Linked DNA regions of Mus musculus: region 2 is linked to region 1. A link is a loop called in an ENCODE intact Hi-C map of the cell type or tissue named here. Cell type or tissue: gastrocnemius. All regions are shown on one strand.

The links. Hi-C counts contacts between places; a loop is a spot of excess contacts. Peaks named below come from ENCODE experiments on the same cell type or tissue, not always from the same donor. Only the 100,000 strongest peaks of a DNase experiment are listed, where the experiment ranks them.
Region 2: a loop joins it to region 1, with 13 times the contacts of the local background. A loop is called at or near these places in 38 of 42 quality-filtered maps.

Annotation. Positions count from the first base shown.
Region 1 is chr14:30,668,230-30,676,229 of GRCm38, reverse strand. It overlaps Rft1 (RFT1 homolog), which reads right to left. Exons shown (of 13, transcript NM_177815.3): 7 at 1,982-2,060. Among named protein-coding and RNA genes, the nearest start is that of Rft1, 18 kb to the right of the region's middle. In gastrocnemius, a CTCF peak has its summit at 4,076 (motif pointing right); a DNase peak (open chromatin) is centred at 4,075; H3K27ac peaks cover 857 bases.
Region 2 is chr14:30,587,494-30,595,493 of GRCm38, reverse strand. Prkcd (protein kinase C, delta) reads left to right here. Exons shown (of 18, transcript NM_011103.3): 18 at 1-140. Among named protein-coding and RNA genes, the nearest start is that of Gm52147, 5.1 kb to the left of the region's middle. In gastrocnemius, a CTCF peak has its summit at 1,619; DNase peaks (open chromatin) are centred at 949, 1,852 and 3,877; H3K4me3 peaks cover 1,602 bases; H3K27ac peaks cover 2,751 bases.

The DNA of each region.
Region 1 (8,000 bases):
GCCTCTGCTTCCCAAATGCTGTAATTAAAGGTGTACGCCAGCATGCCTGGCTTGAATTTTCATTTCCACATATGAAACGCCCTGGCCATGACAGAGACAGGGCACCAAACAGTGGCCACAACCCCAAAGATTAAGTTCTCTCCTCCTGGGAACTCAAAAAGAATTCATTATAAGGCCAGACTCCCTCTTCTCTCAAGACTCCTCTCTCTGACCTGTCTCCCTGTAAAGACAACTGTGACAGGGACTTCTTAGGTCCTATCTCTGTGCTATTCTGACCCTCTAACTTCAAACAGTTCTAGGTTTTGTAAATACAGCTAGCCTCCATATCTGAGGGTTTGTGATTCTAATGATTCAACTAACTATAAATCAAAAACATCCCAAAAAGTGCATTTGCACTGAACATGACTTTATGTGTATGGATGCTTTTATTATTATTATAGTAATAACAAATAATAAATTGTTTCCTAAACAAATAGTACAACAATAGCTCCGCATAGCACTTGCATTGCACTAGGTACAATTAAAGCATAAAGAAGAGTATGTCTAGGTTATACACAAAAAATACACCATTTTACACAGGGACTTGAGCACCTTAGATTTTAAAATATCTGGGATTGGTCTAAGAACCAAAACCTGATACCAAGGCACAATTGTATAATCCCCTGTCAATCCTGAGTTCACGTCTTCAAATAGTTCCTTAATACCTGCAAAGCATGGAGGCTCCTTAACTCTGCACTGGAGGCCTTTTATATACTAACTCCAGCTTTCTTTTTGGCCTCCTTTCTTCAGCCTCACCCTGTCTGTCACACTGTCATCCTGGTTCAGTCTGAACCCGACTGACTGGAGTATCTTAGCCTTCTACAATGGGTTTTTTCAGGCCCCTCCGGCAGGACAATGGGCTCTCCTCCTCATGAGCTCCCTTGGACAGGAGACCTCTCAGATGTTCACATCTCTTTTCCTCTTTGGCTTCTTAACAGAGCTCTAGTAAACAAGGGCCCGTACAGAGCCTGTGCTAAGTCTCCAAGCCCCGCCCACAGCCATGCACTAGCTAAGTACTTCACAGCAGTGGCTTGGCAAGAGAAGCTCCTTGAGGCCATGCTTGCTGCTTATCTGTGGTTGTTCTCAGCACCCACAGTGTACAGGAAACGTGGGGTGGAAGCATATATGCTCTCACTACCACAAACAGAACCGTTCAGAAAATGGCTGGAAAATGTATAAAAAGCTAGGATCTGATAATGAGATTTTGTTTTTCTCTAATTTTCTGCCATATAATACACGTTTATAATAAATATTTTAAATGATTTACTATGGGCTTTTCCAGTTAGGTTTTGCTGCAGCTTAAGTATAAAGCGTTTCCATGTATTTAAGCTTTGAGCCCAGCCCATGGTCCTCCTGAAACCCTCAGGAGATAGAGCCTAGAGGGAGAAAGCCAGGTGACAGGAGCATACTGTTGAAGGACATATTAAAACTCTGTTTCCCAACAGCCTCTCTGCATACACTAGCACCATGACATACAACAGCCTCTCTGCATACACTAGCACCATGACACACAACAGCCTCTCTGCATACACTAGCACCATGACACACTGCTTCACTTTGGCAACAAAGGCGAGTAACCGTGAGTTAAAGCTGTGGCCACCCTGAACCTCTCCTTCCTTTAAGCTGGTTACTTTGGGTAATCTGCCACAGTAACAGGAAGCTGACTAACAAAGACTTGGATTTCAATTCCACATCCCTACACAGAGGGAGAGACTATCTTCTGTAAGGCTGTGGAGTGATTTAAGGCAGACAACTTAAGTAAAACATAAAGTTAAATAAATATTGGTTCCCTATCTTATTTAAAAGCAGATAGAGCAAGCACATCTCTAAGGGTCCTCTGCTGCGGGCCCCAGACAAGTGTTCTGGTGTCAGCAGTCCCGTGGAATCCTTTTGTATCTTCTATGATCTCCCAACTGCTCAATGTGAACTCTGCTTTACTCACCTTCTGTCAAAATCTGCTTCAAGAACGACTGTTTGAAGAAGCTCCAAGCCAATCCTGCCTCCTTCCAGTTGACAAATGCCTGAAAGAAAAATGAGCATAAAACCACATCTCCAGCTTTTCAGATCTAAGCCTGGGCAGTCCATACGGCCCCAACTTGAATAGTTTCCCCTGACTCTTCAATCAGTGCTAAGAGCATAGAAGACATCCAAACATACCAGAAAATGTATATGACGGATAAGATTTGAATCGTGAATGTTTCCTACGGCCATGTGTTGACCTGATTGGAAGGTGGCAGAGCCTTTTAAGGGTGCCCAGTGAGAAGGGCTTAGGCCACCAAGGGTGTGCTTTGAAGGGCAGTGTGGGACCCCAGCCCCTTCTCTTCTTTCCCTTCCTTGTCAGGAGGAAAACTGTTTTGTTCAGCCATGCACTTCTGCCACAGTGTGCTACCCTGACACGGGCCCAGAGCCTCAGGACCAACTGACCATGGACGGAAACTTCCAGATCCCAGCTCGTTGGGCCTTCCCATCCCAACTCACCTAACCTAGACACGCCCAGAGGCTCCTTTCCCATATGATTCTAGTTCCTGTTGGGTTGATAATCAATATTAGTCGTTATACTATGTAACCAGGCTGGTTTTATTTATGACCCTCCTACCTCGGCCTACTGAGATTACAAATATACAACACCACACCTAGCTAATTAAAACTTGTAGTGAGAATTTTGGTTTCTTTAAAAACATAGAAATGTTATAGGAATATGTTTTTATTTTAATTCCAGGCATGGGATATGGGGCTGCTTTAGACTGTCCATAGCGGCAGACTATGATTTGCCTCGTGCTCTGGCAGGGCTGTGATCCTGCCAACTGCAGATAGTTTCTGCAAGTATATGACAGGATGCTGAAGGCTCTTGAGAGAATATAAAAACGCTAGATCCCTGAGACAGGTAAGGCAGCCACTACTCCTCTGCTGCTGGCTGGAGATATTCTGACAAACATCCAAATTGCCCAAGGACCTTGACACCCTAAACAACAGGAGGTCGTCTAACAATACCGATGCTCCCTCTCCTCTCTAGCCTTCCTCTACAACTTAGTGTTGGGGGTTGGAAGGGATAAGGGGAGAGAAGGGTGATAGAAATAAGAGCCTATAAAGTAGCTAAAAGTCTGGCTAAAACAAAACAAAATGGTGTGTGTGTGTGTGTGTGTGTGTGTGTGTATGTGTGTGCACACAATACAGGCAGGTAGGTATGCATGCCACAGTACCTGTGTGGCGGTCAGGGGACACCTTTGTAGAACCAGTTTTTTCCTCCTCTGTTTACATGGATTTCAGGGTTTGAATTCAGGTTACCAAGTTTGTTTGGCAAGAGCAACTTTACCAGCTGAGCCACTTGATTTGCTAAGGATGACTTTGAACACCCTATCCTCTTGCCTCAAGCTCCCAGTGCTAGGATCACAGTCCACACTACCATACCTGGTTCATAGGATGCTGGAAATTGAAACCAGGCAAAAACCTTAACAGATGAGCTAGCCTGTTCCTATTTTTAAGGTAGGGTCTTATGTGGCCCATGTGGCCTTGAACTCAGTCTGCAGCTAAGCTGAGGATAACGCTGAACTCCTGATCCGCCTGCACACCTACCTAGTGCTAGAATTATAGGCACACCATCACATCCTGCTTCCCAGTGTTAGTATACTAACTCAAAATACCACTTTTGCCGTGTGCTGAATATGAAGAATTAGGCAGCATTTCACGTTACTTTTTCTACTCTAACCTTTAAACTGCAGTGTGTATTCTAACCTTACTATCGCCTCAATTCTAATTATTCCAAAATGCTCACAGTCACATGCAGCTCAGGTTAGACGACCTGAGCACCTCTGAGAACGCAGGGCTCCTCTCAGCCCTGACTCCTCTTCTCTTTTCTTATAGACTAGAAGAATGCAGGCCTGAGTCCTCCCAGACTGCACTGTCTGCGGGAAGTCAGTGAGCTCTGAGCAGGTGCCAAGGCATCTCTAGCCCTGAAGTAAGCCTTCTCCAGGCAGAAGACATTGAGCTTAACACTGCCCAACCATTGCTTTTCCCCAGAACAAGAGCTGCCAGACATCACCACAAGAGGGCACTGTGGACCAGGAATACTCAGACAGATCTGTCCCTGGGCCGCTCTGGAGAAGTGAAGGCATAGATAGATCTCTTTCACATCCCCCTGTACTGGCACAGTCCCCTGAGGGATCTGTGCTGTTTTCAAAGGAAATGAAAAGTTGAAATTTGCCGCCCACTGGCTCTGGGGTCGTGTGTGTGTGTGTGTGTGTGTGTGTGTGTGTGTGTGTGTGTGTGTGTGTGTGTGTGTCTCGCCAAGACAGTCTCACTTAGGTAGCCCTGGCAGGCCGCAAAAATCTGCAAGTATTCTTCCTCCTCGCACTCATTGCTGGGATTAGAGGTCTGAGCCAGTTGCCCAGACTCCATTATGCTCCTATTGAAGCCTGCCTGCCTGCCTGCCTGCCAGTAAGTAGTAAATGTGTTTGGGGAAATAATTCAGCTTTCTAAAGAGAAAGTCCTTGGGAGAGCGACTCTAATCTGGAAGCTTATAAAAGGACTTCCTCTCCTAATGCTTCAGTGTCGATGGCCACACTGCTTACAACAGCCGAAGTGCTCATTAAGGACACATTCACAGGAAGTCCACTTTGGGGCTCTGGTTCTCAGGCCACTGACGGGTAGAAAAGAAGCAACTTCTGGGGACTTGTACCCTTCTATTCAGAAGGGGTCTTGCTGGGATGGTGAAGGAGACTGGTTTACAAAGCTGGGTTGGTGCGATTGCACCCTGTTCCTAAGCAGACCTTCTAGAGCCTTACTGTGCTTAACGGGAACACTGAGGCTTGGGAGGTGAAAGGTGATGGATCGGCAGTAACTGTAGGGAAGGCTGAGAAGGAACCAGGCTCATCCTGCTGAGTCACCATTCCCTTCCCAAACTCTGTGACTCAGGATGATCAGCCGTGTGCCTCCCACACTGACAAGTCATTGAGAAGTGGAGGCCACAGCCCATCGCCTCCACCACCCATACAGCACTCTCCTTCCCCCTTTCTCTTCCTACCCCAGTCCTTACAGGCCACCGATGGCCCCAGACTTGCCCACCTCAGGACCATCCTCATCACTTCGTGTCTCCCACAGAGATGTCTCACTTACAACTTGCCTAGTGCGTCCTTTTACTGTAGGTTTAGACTTTGGCATCAAGCTTAGAGTCTAGGGCTTAAACTGCTTCTTGACTTAGCCCAACGGCCATAGGCAAGATAGTTAACTTTGCTAAGTCTTGGTTTATCATCTGCAAAATGAGATTACATTATACCTCATATTTAAGATCCCCTAGACATGGTGACACATGCCTGTAGTAAGAGCGCTCAAACTCTGAAGCAGGAGGGACTAAGAGCCTAGCCAGCTCCATGGTGAGACCCTGTCTTAAAAGAGACAAATCCTATTTGATGGAGCTGGTAGGGGACTGAATGACAGAAAAACAAGATACCACGAGGCTCCTCTACATGGCACCATTCAAAACCTTCAGATGTGTGTGACAGCCCAGGCTTGTAACCCAGCACTCAGGAAGTAGGGACAAGAGATTCATAAGTTCAAGGGCATCCTCAGCTACATAGTTAAAGGCTAGCTTGGCTTACCTTAGGCCCTGTTAGATTCTGGGAGAAGGAGAACCATTGTCTGCAATCATATGCCCACCTGGTTCCAATGATAACTCCAAACCCACAGCCACACAGAAGCCCCTGCCCTCACCCCTGCTAAACTCAGTGAGTCACAAAATAAAATGAAGCTGCGGAGTCCACCAGAGCCAGCGTGTCTTCAGTGTGAGTCCATGCCGAATTGCTGTGGTGGAGACCTGAGACACTCGCCAACCACACTGCATCATTTGGTGTCCTTGGAGCAGACACCCAGGGTGGACGGGGCACTCAGGGTTGGGACTGAGAATGTGGCCATTTGAGTCATGAAATGAGAAAGAGGTCTGTAGGAAATGGCAGGGTGGACGAGGGTAGTAGGAACCTGGGACAGGGAAAGCCTTTCAGTAAAGTACTATACATGTACAAAATTGTTGAAGAACAAATTTAATTTTTAAAAATTAAAAATGGCAAATCTTTTTGCATTCTAAAAGCAAACCAAACCACCTGTAAGTTCTACTGCTCCAACAAGTTCACACTCCACTCTACTGAAGTCATTGCCACTTGCTGAGAGCCACATGCCATGTCCACCTCCCTTCATAAGCTCCACCCACCCTTCTTTTCCTCTCCTTGACTGGTCTACTCAATCCCCCCACTATCCCCATATTTCAATCCCAACCCAGCAAGGGGCACAGAGCAGGCCTGAGCACATCTGTTTCCTTCCTGTGGCTCCATGCATCACCACACATCACTGTTCACTTCTGCCCACCCATGTTCAGCTCCAGCTCAAAGGCAGCTTCCTCTAGGAAGCCTTCCTAAAAGATCCCAGACAGACTTCTCCATCCACCCTGACCGTCTGCTCTGATGGCACTAAACGCAGTCTTGCAGTGTGGTTGGCGAGTGTCTCGGGTCTCCACCACAGCAATTCAGCATGGACTCATGTGGAACACACGCTTGCTGTGGTGAACGCTGCAGCTCTACTTAAATATTTCAAGTTACTCAGACATGCCAAAGAATATAAACAGTGGTCATCATTTGAGGTACCATTAGCTTATTATAAATCCAAATGAATACCTATAAAAAACCCGTAATTCTAAAAGACTAGGAAAGGAAACCGAAACATTTGGTCCAGCTGATCTTTCTTGCAGATGATTGTAAGCAGTTTTACCGAGGAGCTGCTCCAAGGAGCCACGCAGGTATGCCGCTTGTGGGAGAGCTGAATGCAGGCTATTCTCTTCTTGTTCTTTGTTTTGTTGTTGTTTTGGGGGTGGAGACTCACTATGCAGACCAGGCTGGTCCTCCTTGAACTTAGAGAGATCTACCTGCCTCCCAAATGTTGGGATTAAATGCACACACCACTACACCTGGCCTAAGACCCCTTCCTCTCTTTACCCCTTTAGAAATAACAAGCCTGAGTAAGTTTTCTACCTGGAACTTCCCAATCTTTAAGTAAATAAAAAACTAGCATGGTCAATAAGCCCAACTCTTTTGGAAGACTGGTTAACCACACAGACCTAACATGGTCCATAGAAAGCAATTACAAGGAAGAGGATCCAAAACAAGCTGTCTGGTTTGGGGTTTAGTCACTTAACTCCTCTGAGCACCAGCTCTCGCATCTGTAAAATGGAGACGAGAGCAGGGTCTTACAGACATTACTATATCCTCAGACTTTTTCCTGATTTTAACCTTGGGGCAGAGTCTTTCTAAGCTGTCAGGCAGTCCTGAGCTCCCCAGACAGCCCAGGAACTCCATGGACTCTTAGCCACCAGCCTCTGCTTCTAGAGTAGCTGGGCTTAGAGGCCTGTGCTATCACGATCATCTTACATGGTTCTTTTCAAAATACAAACAGCTTCACGGAGCTCCTGACGTCTTCAGAGGAGTTACATGAGCCATAGAAGCCAATGGTTTCACTTTAAAAATAGAGTCTGTAGTTGCAGTCTACAGTCCCAACCAACTCAGACGATGAGAAAAGACTGTCTGAGCTCAAGAGGTAGCACTTGGCCAGGCAAAAGAACAAACAAGCAAAAACACAAAACCAAACAAACAAAAAGCCAGAGTCTGCAGGCTTCAGCTCTACTCCTGTTGCCTCCCAAATCAAGAGGAAACTCTCTGAGGCCTAGAAACGTCCCTTCCTGGCTATCTGCAACCTGAATCACACCAATCATGGAGTCAGCCGTTTCAGGATTGGGGCAGCTGTCCCAAGGATACAGGTGCAGGTACTCTCAGTTAAACTGTAACGTGCTCACACCACTGCCAATGGTGTTAGCCTTGCTTCAGATGGTGATACCGACTTGTGCCAGGCCACGGTTAAGCCTATACAGGCTCCATCTCATTAGGCCCTCAAAACCTTATAAGGAACAGGTCCTTATCACCCTT
Region 2 (8,000 bases), 81 kb after region 1:
TATATATATACACACATATACATATATATGTGTATGTATGTACGTATGTATATATATATGACCAAAAGAAAAGAAGAGCACAAGCTGTCTGAACCACAGGTTCTTTTATGTGTGTCTAAATAAACACTGAATGGTACCAACCTGGCTGTGGGGACATTTATGTCCCAGGAAGTTGGTAGCAGGTGCTCCTGCCACCGTTGGCTGCAGTGGCAGACCCCTGGGTCTTCATGCAAATGTGTTTGTGTTTAGGGGTTTCCTTTTGCCCCAGGGCCCTGGCACTGCAGGAACCACAGATGTCTCTGTGGGGTTATGGTAGGAGGTGAGATGGGCTGTAATCTGTGACTGGGTAGAGAGGGCCAGCCCAGAAGTTCGGAGAGGCAGAAGGCCAGACCGGAAAGGAGGATCAGAGGCACAAAGCTGGAAGTGTGTCTCAATACTCAAGTTTGCTTAAGTGCTTCATGTTTTGAGACAGGGTCTCTCTGTGTAGTCTTGGCTGATCTCCAGCTTGCTCTGTAGTTCAGGCTGGCCCCACAGAGGTCCTTCTGCCTCTGCCTCCTGAGTGTCACCACACTTGCCCAAAACTACACATCTTTTTTACTGTTTATCTTCATTCTTGGGACAGGGGTCGGCATCTACGTTCTAAAATGATCCCACAGGAGTCCCTGCCTGGCTGGAGAAGAGAGGGGCAGGGTGGGAGAGAAAATGCTTAGTGCCTGGATGGGATGTTTCAGTATGCTGACCAAACCGACTGCACAGTCAAGGAGTCTGGCTCTAAGACACAGCAGTACCTGGCAGCTGCCTGCGAGCCAGCGTGGCCATGTTGTGCAGGAGCTCCCTGACTGGGCTCTCTTCACCGCTTCCATGCCTCCCATTCTGTAAGCTTCTAGTTTGTCCCTTCCCCCACTGGACTGCTCCTGCCTGCAGCCTGGGGCACCGTTCTCAAACAGGGCCCTCCCTTGGGCCCCTCTGGTCCAGCCCCTGGGACCCAGCTGGCTCTTTGTCCTGGAGGTGGATGAGGCAGTCCTAGCTCCTGATTGGCTGGTCCAGTAGCCGTGCTACTGACTGCCAGCAGTTCATTCTTTTGGGCTGAGGTACAAATTTCCACAGCTTGAGAAGGCAAGATGGACTGAAACTGCCCAAGGAAGAGGGTTGTGGGGATGGGAGTATAGTTCTGTCCTCTCAGGAAGACACGCTGCCTCTCATTGTACCTGTGATGGGCCAGCCTGGACACTGGAAGCAGTGACATTGGTCCTCACAATATGACATGGTGACACTGGAATAAGGAAGGGAGGTGCCTAGGGTCCCCCGTGTCCTGCTTCTGCTATAGCATGCAAAGATCTCCAGCACTTCCATGAACCAGGGCAATAGTGAGAGCACAGAAGTTGTGCTGGTGCTCACATTTGGGGGCTCCCACCATCTTGCCACTCTAAGCAGGGCCTGCCCGGCACACAGCTTTACATTCGATGATGGGTCTCCTCCCCCTGCGGAAGGGAGGGAGAGTTAGGTTGTTTCTCAGCTTCAGGCAGTGAGGAGTGCTGAGAACACAGAATCTAGAAAAGTAGCCAAAGGTTTGAGTTTCACTATGCTGCCACACACTGGCTGAGTTCCTTGTCAGCCTGTCTCTTCGCTGGTAGAGGGAAGCACTAATCGGTGCTGCCTTGTGAATGGCTGGTTTGGGAAGGCTTCACACACGGCTTCACAGTGGCTGGTGCCTGTGGGGCCTGCCTCAGGAAGCCCTCACTTGCTGTGGGAAGCAGCTCTCAGGGACACTGCCTCTGCCTGGATGCCTGGAAGGCCACATGTCTTGTCTGTAGACCTGTTCCCAGCTCTTGAGTAGGTGCCAGGCCTGGCTCATTGGCCAGGAAATGCCTCTCATGCTAGGCTCAAAGCCACTTTCCCTAGCATCTAAGGGTCTGGAAGCAGGCAGAAAGCCCTTGCCAAGTGGATATACAAGCAGCAGGAAGCCCAGCCGTCGTAAAGGACAGAGCAAGCAGCCCGCTCAGTACAGGACGGGGCACTGCAGATGCTCAGGAGCCTGGGAGCAGAAGCCCAGCCTCTGCAGTCAGAATGCCCTGGTTTAAATGCTGTGTGTCCTAGTGACCTCAGCAAGTGACTCAGTCTCCCAGGACCTCAGTTTCACTTCCTCATTGAAGGATGGGGCTGACCATGGTATTGCCGTTGGCTATGATGACACAATTCTGTTTATATGTATTGCATACACAGCAGCCACTGTGACCCTGCCCCTCAGGGGAGAAGACACCTTCTACCCCACACTGGATGACTGCAGGTAGACAACTAATAGGTATCTACCTAGTCATTCAATGCTCCCCCTTCAGACAGGTACTCAAGACCCTCATGCCCAGACTTGCCGGAATGCCTGCTTCTGCCCATGGTAACTGAAGGAGACAGGAAGTGAGCAAAAGCCTGGGCATTTGAGGAGCTGCTCAAGGATTCTCCCAACAGGTGCAGGGCCGAGAGTTCTGCAAAGAGAGCAGAAGGGAACCAGTGGCTCGGTGGGATTCCACTTTCTTCCTTCCACGTGCCTGCTTTACACTGTGTTTTTATTCTTAAATGTGTGTGTGTGTGTGTGTGTGCGCGCGCACGTGCACATGCACATGTAAGAACAGGTGGCCCTCAGACCAGAAGAATCAGATCCCTGGAATCACAGGGAATTGTTAGCTGTAAATGTATTTCTGGGAGTTTTCTTCTATGTGACTCCTTGTTCCCATGTAAATGTCACAGAGACCTTATATTTATTAATAATCTGCAAGCACTAAGCTGGGCAGGTTCTGAGCTATCCTAGCCCAGCTGTGCTGGCCCAGATTACTTCCCAAACAGGCCAATTACTTGCCATCTGAGTCTTGCCCTCCTGGCTCGCTCTGGTCCATGTGTGTCCTCATGGCTGCTCTCTCATGGGGACCTCATAGTGAATCCTCCTGGTCCTCCTCTTTCTCCCTCTCTGTCTCTCTCCATCTCTCTGTCTGTCTCTCTCTCTCTTCCTGCTTGGGACTTGCTCACTGGGATTGGAAATCCTGTCCTATTCTCTTCTCCTGTCCAGCTACTGTCCAGCTGATGGACACTTTGTTAGAAAACAGTCTTTACACATCATTGAGACAGGAGATGCTCCAATAATCGTGACAGTGCCAACGTCTGAACTACAACCAGGTCCCTGGGCACAGAAGTCAGCATCTGAAATACAGTACACAAAACCATCCCCTAATAAGAGCCACTTTGGATGATGGTAGCCAAATTCAGGTCCTCAGAAAGAGCAGTCCATACTCTTAACCATTGAGCAACTTCTCAAAGCCCAAATGTGCTCGCTTCTGAGGGCACTGGCAGCTGGGGGTACAGGGCAGAGCTACAGAAAAGAAATGCCTGAGCGAGTGGATGGATATGTAGACAGATGGATGGATAGAAGGACCAGCTAGACTTTAGATGTGTGTTAGGCTGCCTGGAATTCAGCAGTGCATACTGATAAAAGGTACATATCTTTCATACCAAGTTCTTAGCAGGGGTCGCGGTTCTGGCTGAGTCCTGGAACCCAGTTCCCGGGTTAGCCACGTCTAATAACACTGTCATCTTGGAGGAGGCCCAGGCATCATATTTTGAAAGCTCTCCTGATATGTATGTGCATCAGGACCGAGAGCAAGCTAGGCGAGGTAGGAATCTGCATATTGCCCAGTGAAGCTAGGAAAAGCTGCCCAGAAAGCCACACCTTGGAAATCAAGTCAGCGCTGCCAGACCAGCCCATTGTGTGGAGGAGTATTGGCTTCTGAGCCCGTGGAGCACTGCTACGTGTCTAAGACAACAGACAGAAAAACCGAGGGGTCTGTGAGATGGCCACTTGGCAGGGCAACATCGCCCACTGCCTGGCTGGGCTACATCGCCCCCTGGTGGATGCCATCTTGCAGGCACTGCAGAGACTGCCTACCATCAGTCTTCATGCCAGGGACAGTGCTGAACACTTTAAACAGTCTCTGACTGCTGGGGACCCAGAGAAACATAAGCAATAATATCTCTCCTTACATAAACAATTATCTGTTTTGTCTCAGAGGATAGTGTTCATCCTAACATGGTGCCCATAGTTCCCAACAGGTCCCCATTAATGTATGTAGGACTGATGCGAGTCGGAGGTCCACATTTTCTAATAGAGAGGTTCTAATAGAGGAAATGAGGCTGCATTCAGATTTGCCAGTGTGGGGAGGGATCCAGGACTTCCCATGGCTGCCCTTGGCCTGACTTTACCAGGACTTAACTTTCAGCTCTCTCTGGCACCTGCTTCCACTTTGGAACCATCAAAGCTGGACAGGGCTTCTGTACCCCTCCTGACCCCCGACTGTGTCTGCGTAGCAAATGACCTTGGATGACGACTGCTTGTGGGAGACCAGAGGCTGGGCCACCTTGTTTGCTCTTCTGAATCCTAACCGCCTGGCCAGAGCCCTTTTATCCCCTTAGGAGGGAAGACAGCGCACGCAAGATCTGAAAACACAGAAGGGGACCAAGGACAGAGAAATGTTCCTAAAGTGGGAAGCCTGGCCCAAGTTACCATGACTCAGATGGCGTTAGGCTCCTGATGTCCTGAGGTCACAGGCATTCTCTGAGTCTCATCAGCTGATCTACTTTTGCCCTCCACAGCTATATCCTCTGTGATTTCAGTCTTTGAACCTTAATATCTGTTCCTAAATCGGGCTCTTTAAGTGGGCCTTAGAAGACGCACAGTTTTCTCCCTCTGCCTGCGTTAAATACATACTCAGGAAGCCCTGACATTTGCTTCTCAGCCCACGTTAAGTGCTACACAAAGGCCAAGGCCTGTGGGGAAGTACTTTCTTCCGAAAGGCCTGTTGGGAGTCGATCTTACCGATTTCACTTGGGATGGAGGACACATGGGCTGTGGGTGGCGTTGGTGTGAGTGCTATGTGCCTAATTTCTTATGGTCCTTGGCAGGAGTGGGTGCCTGCTGTGGGCCAGGAGTTTAAGGGGTATCACTTGGGCCATCATGTGACAGATACGAATAAGCGTGCCTGGCATGCACTGTGTGTGGCCCACAAGTTCAGGACAATGACACTATGTCAAGTACCATTCTTACTGCTTCCCTGCATTGTGGCCTGTAATTAATCTTCACAACAGCCCCTAAGGAAATGGCTGCTGCTGGCTGTCAAGCTCCGCACTTCTCCAGTGGGTCAGCAGAGGGTCTGAAGAGTGGAGGATTTTCCCCATGGCTCTGGGAGGCTCCTTGGAGTCTGTGAGTCTTTGTCGTGCTTTCTTTGGCAATGAGCACAATGGCTCACAGGCTTGCTCAATACGAGCCAGGAGGAGAATGAGAAGATGACCCTCCCTGGTCTGCAGAGGCTCTGAGAAGAGAGACAAGGAGCAGAAGCTGCGGAGGACAGCTAGGAGGGGCACAGTTTGGCTTGGCCCTGGAAAGCCCTTGGAGATCATAGACCCCCGGCGGGTGTCTTTGTGGAGTCACCATTTCGTAACTGGAACCAGAGGGGAAAGGGATGGGAGTGGGCCAGGTTTGCATGAGGAAGCAGTCCCAGAGATATGGGGGAATCTTCAGAAAGGACAGTCAACGTTGTACCCAACATTGCACTTCCTCCTGTAGGCCTGGCTCCTTCCTTTCTGCCTTCTGCAGGTCCCAGACAACACAGTCAGCTTAGATCATAGCCAGAGGTCAGGAAATGTGCCCAGATGGGTTTGGGTGAGTGAGAGCCCAGGATGTGGCAATAGAGAGCTCCCTTCACCTGGGCATGGCCCTGGTCTCTCTCACCCTGCTCTCTGCCCTTATTGTGCCAGAAGGAGGCAGGTGGCAGCAGAGATTACCTCTGGTCCTGCCTGGGACATGAACTGTGATGGGCGAGTCAGGTCCAGGCCCCTCAGTAGGCAATGCCCTCCAGCTGGTGTGGTAGAGGTTCACTGCCCCCACCAAGGGTTGGGAACAGGCTCAGGGGCTGCAGCATATTAGATATCTGCTGTCAACAACACAGCAAGGCTTCTAGAAGCCACTTTCTGGACTTGAAAATCATGGGTTCAAAAAATAAGCCAATCAAACACACTCTGTCTCAATAGAGAGTCAAAAATAACATAGTTCATAAAATTGGTTCTGTTAGCTTAATCGTTCTTGAGTGTCCTGTTTGGAAACAAGGGTTTTATGTTTTAAAAAATGTAAAAGCCATTTTAAAGCACTGGCTCAGGTGTACCAATAGCTCAGCAGTAAAGGCTCTGTGATAATGGAGCCATACTCAACCTTCACCTGGCATGTCCAGGAATTAGCATTGCTGATGGTCAAACTGTAGAACACAGACTTGGGGCAGAGTCTGGGTCTACCCCTGCGCGCTCCATTCTGAGTATAAGGTCCTCGCTTCTAGGGCCTAGCAGGTTCCTTGGTGCTATTGTTTGGATCTTAACTAATTTCCAAAAAAAACAAAAAAAAATGTTTATTTTTTAATTGTGTGCACACATACAGGTAAACATGTCATTCGGACATCAGAGTACAACTTAAGGGGGGTTCTCTCTCTTTCCACCATGTGGGTTCTAGGGATAGAACTTGGACCATCAGTCCTTGTAGCAAGTACCTTTATCTACTGATCTTTTTTGTTTGTTTGTTTTGTTTTTCGAGACAGGGTTTCTCTGTGTAGCCCTGGCTGTCCTGGAACTCACTTTGTAGACCAGGCTGGCCTTGAACTCAGAAATCTGCCTGCCTTTGCCTCCCAAGTGCTGGGATTAAAGGCATGAGCCACCACACCTGGCTATCTACTGATCTTGCAGGCCCTATTTCTTTCTTCTTAAAATATATCCCCTCGTGTGTGCGTGCGTGTGTGTATGCACACGTGTGTGCAGGTGCCTATGGAGGCCAGAAGTATAGTATTGGATCCTCTCAAGCTGCAGTTACTGGCATCGGTGAGCTGTCTGATGTGGGTGTGGGGAAATGAACTCAGGTCCTCTACAAGAGTACCAAGCACTCTTAACCTCTGAGGTATCTCTCCAGCTTCCTCCTCCTCCTCCTCTTCTTTCATCTCCTCGTCCTCTGAGACAGTCTTGCCTAGACTGGCCTCCAATTTATAATCCTCTTGACCCGTCCCCCCCAAATGTTGGGATAACACATATATGTACCACCATGCCTAGTTCTCCAGTACTCAAGGCTTGGTTCCAGACTGTGGAGTTATAGGAATCTTTAAGAGGTAGTCTTAGCCGGGTGTGGTGGCGCACGCCTTTAATCCCAGCACTTGGGAGGCAGAGGCAGGCAGATTTCTGAGTTTGAGGCCAGCCTGGTCTACAGAGTGAGTTCCAGGACAACCAGGGCTATACAGAGAAACCCTGTCTTGAAAAACCAAAAAAAAAAAAGAGGTAGTCTTTGGGGCTGGAGAGATGGCTCAGTGGTTAAGAGCGCTGACTGCTCTTCTGAAGGTCCTGCGTTCAAATCCCAGCAACCACATGGTGGCTCACAACCATCCGTAATGAGATCTGATGCCCTCTCTGGTCTGTCTGAAGACAGCAACAGTGTACTTATCTATAATAATAAAAAATAAATCTTTTAAAAAAAGAGGTAGTCTTTTTTTGGGGGCGGGGGTGTTTTTGAGACAGGGTTTCTCTGTATAGCCCTGGCTGTCCTGGAACTCACTTTGTAGACCAGGCTGGCCTCGAACTCAGAAATCTGCCTGCCTCTGCCTCTGCACCACCATGCCCAGCTGAGATAGTCTTTGTAAAGTGAGGTCACTGAACATGAACACCACCCCTCCTCTGTTTTCAGCCATCATGAAGTGAACAGATCTTCTATACCAAATGCTCCTATCATGTGGCACAAAGACACTAAGACCCAGAGCAAAAGGGCCAAGTGTCTATGGACTGGGCCTCTTGGGTGCTCAGTATCCTTGTCTTTAGCATGTACACAGTAGCGCCCACTGCATGTGGGTACTGCTAGACATTACAGAAAAATCCCCCTGCTGCTTCAGACCCAGTCCAGGTTCTGCAAATGTTAGATGGTTCTTATGCTCAGCTCT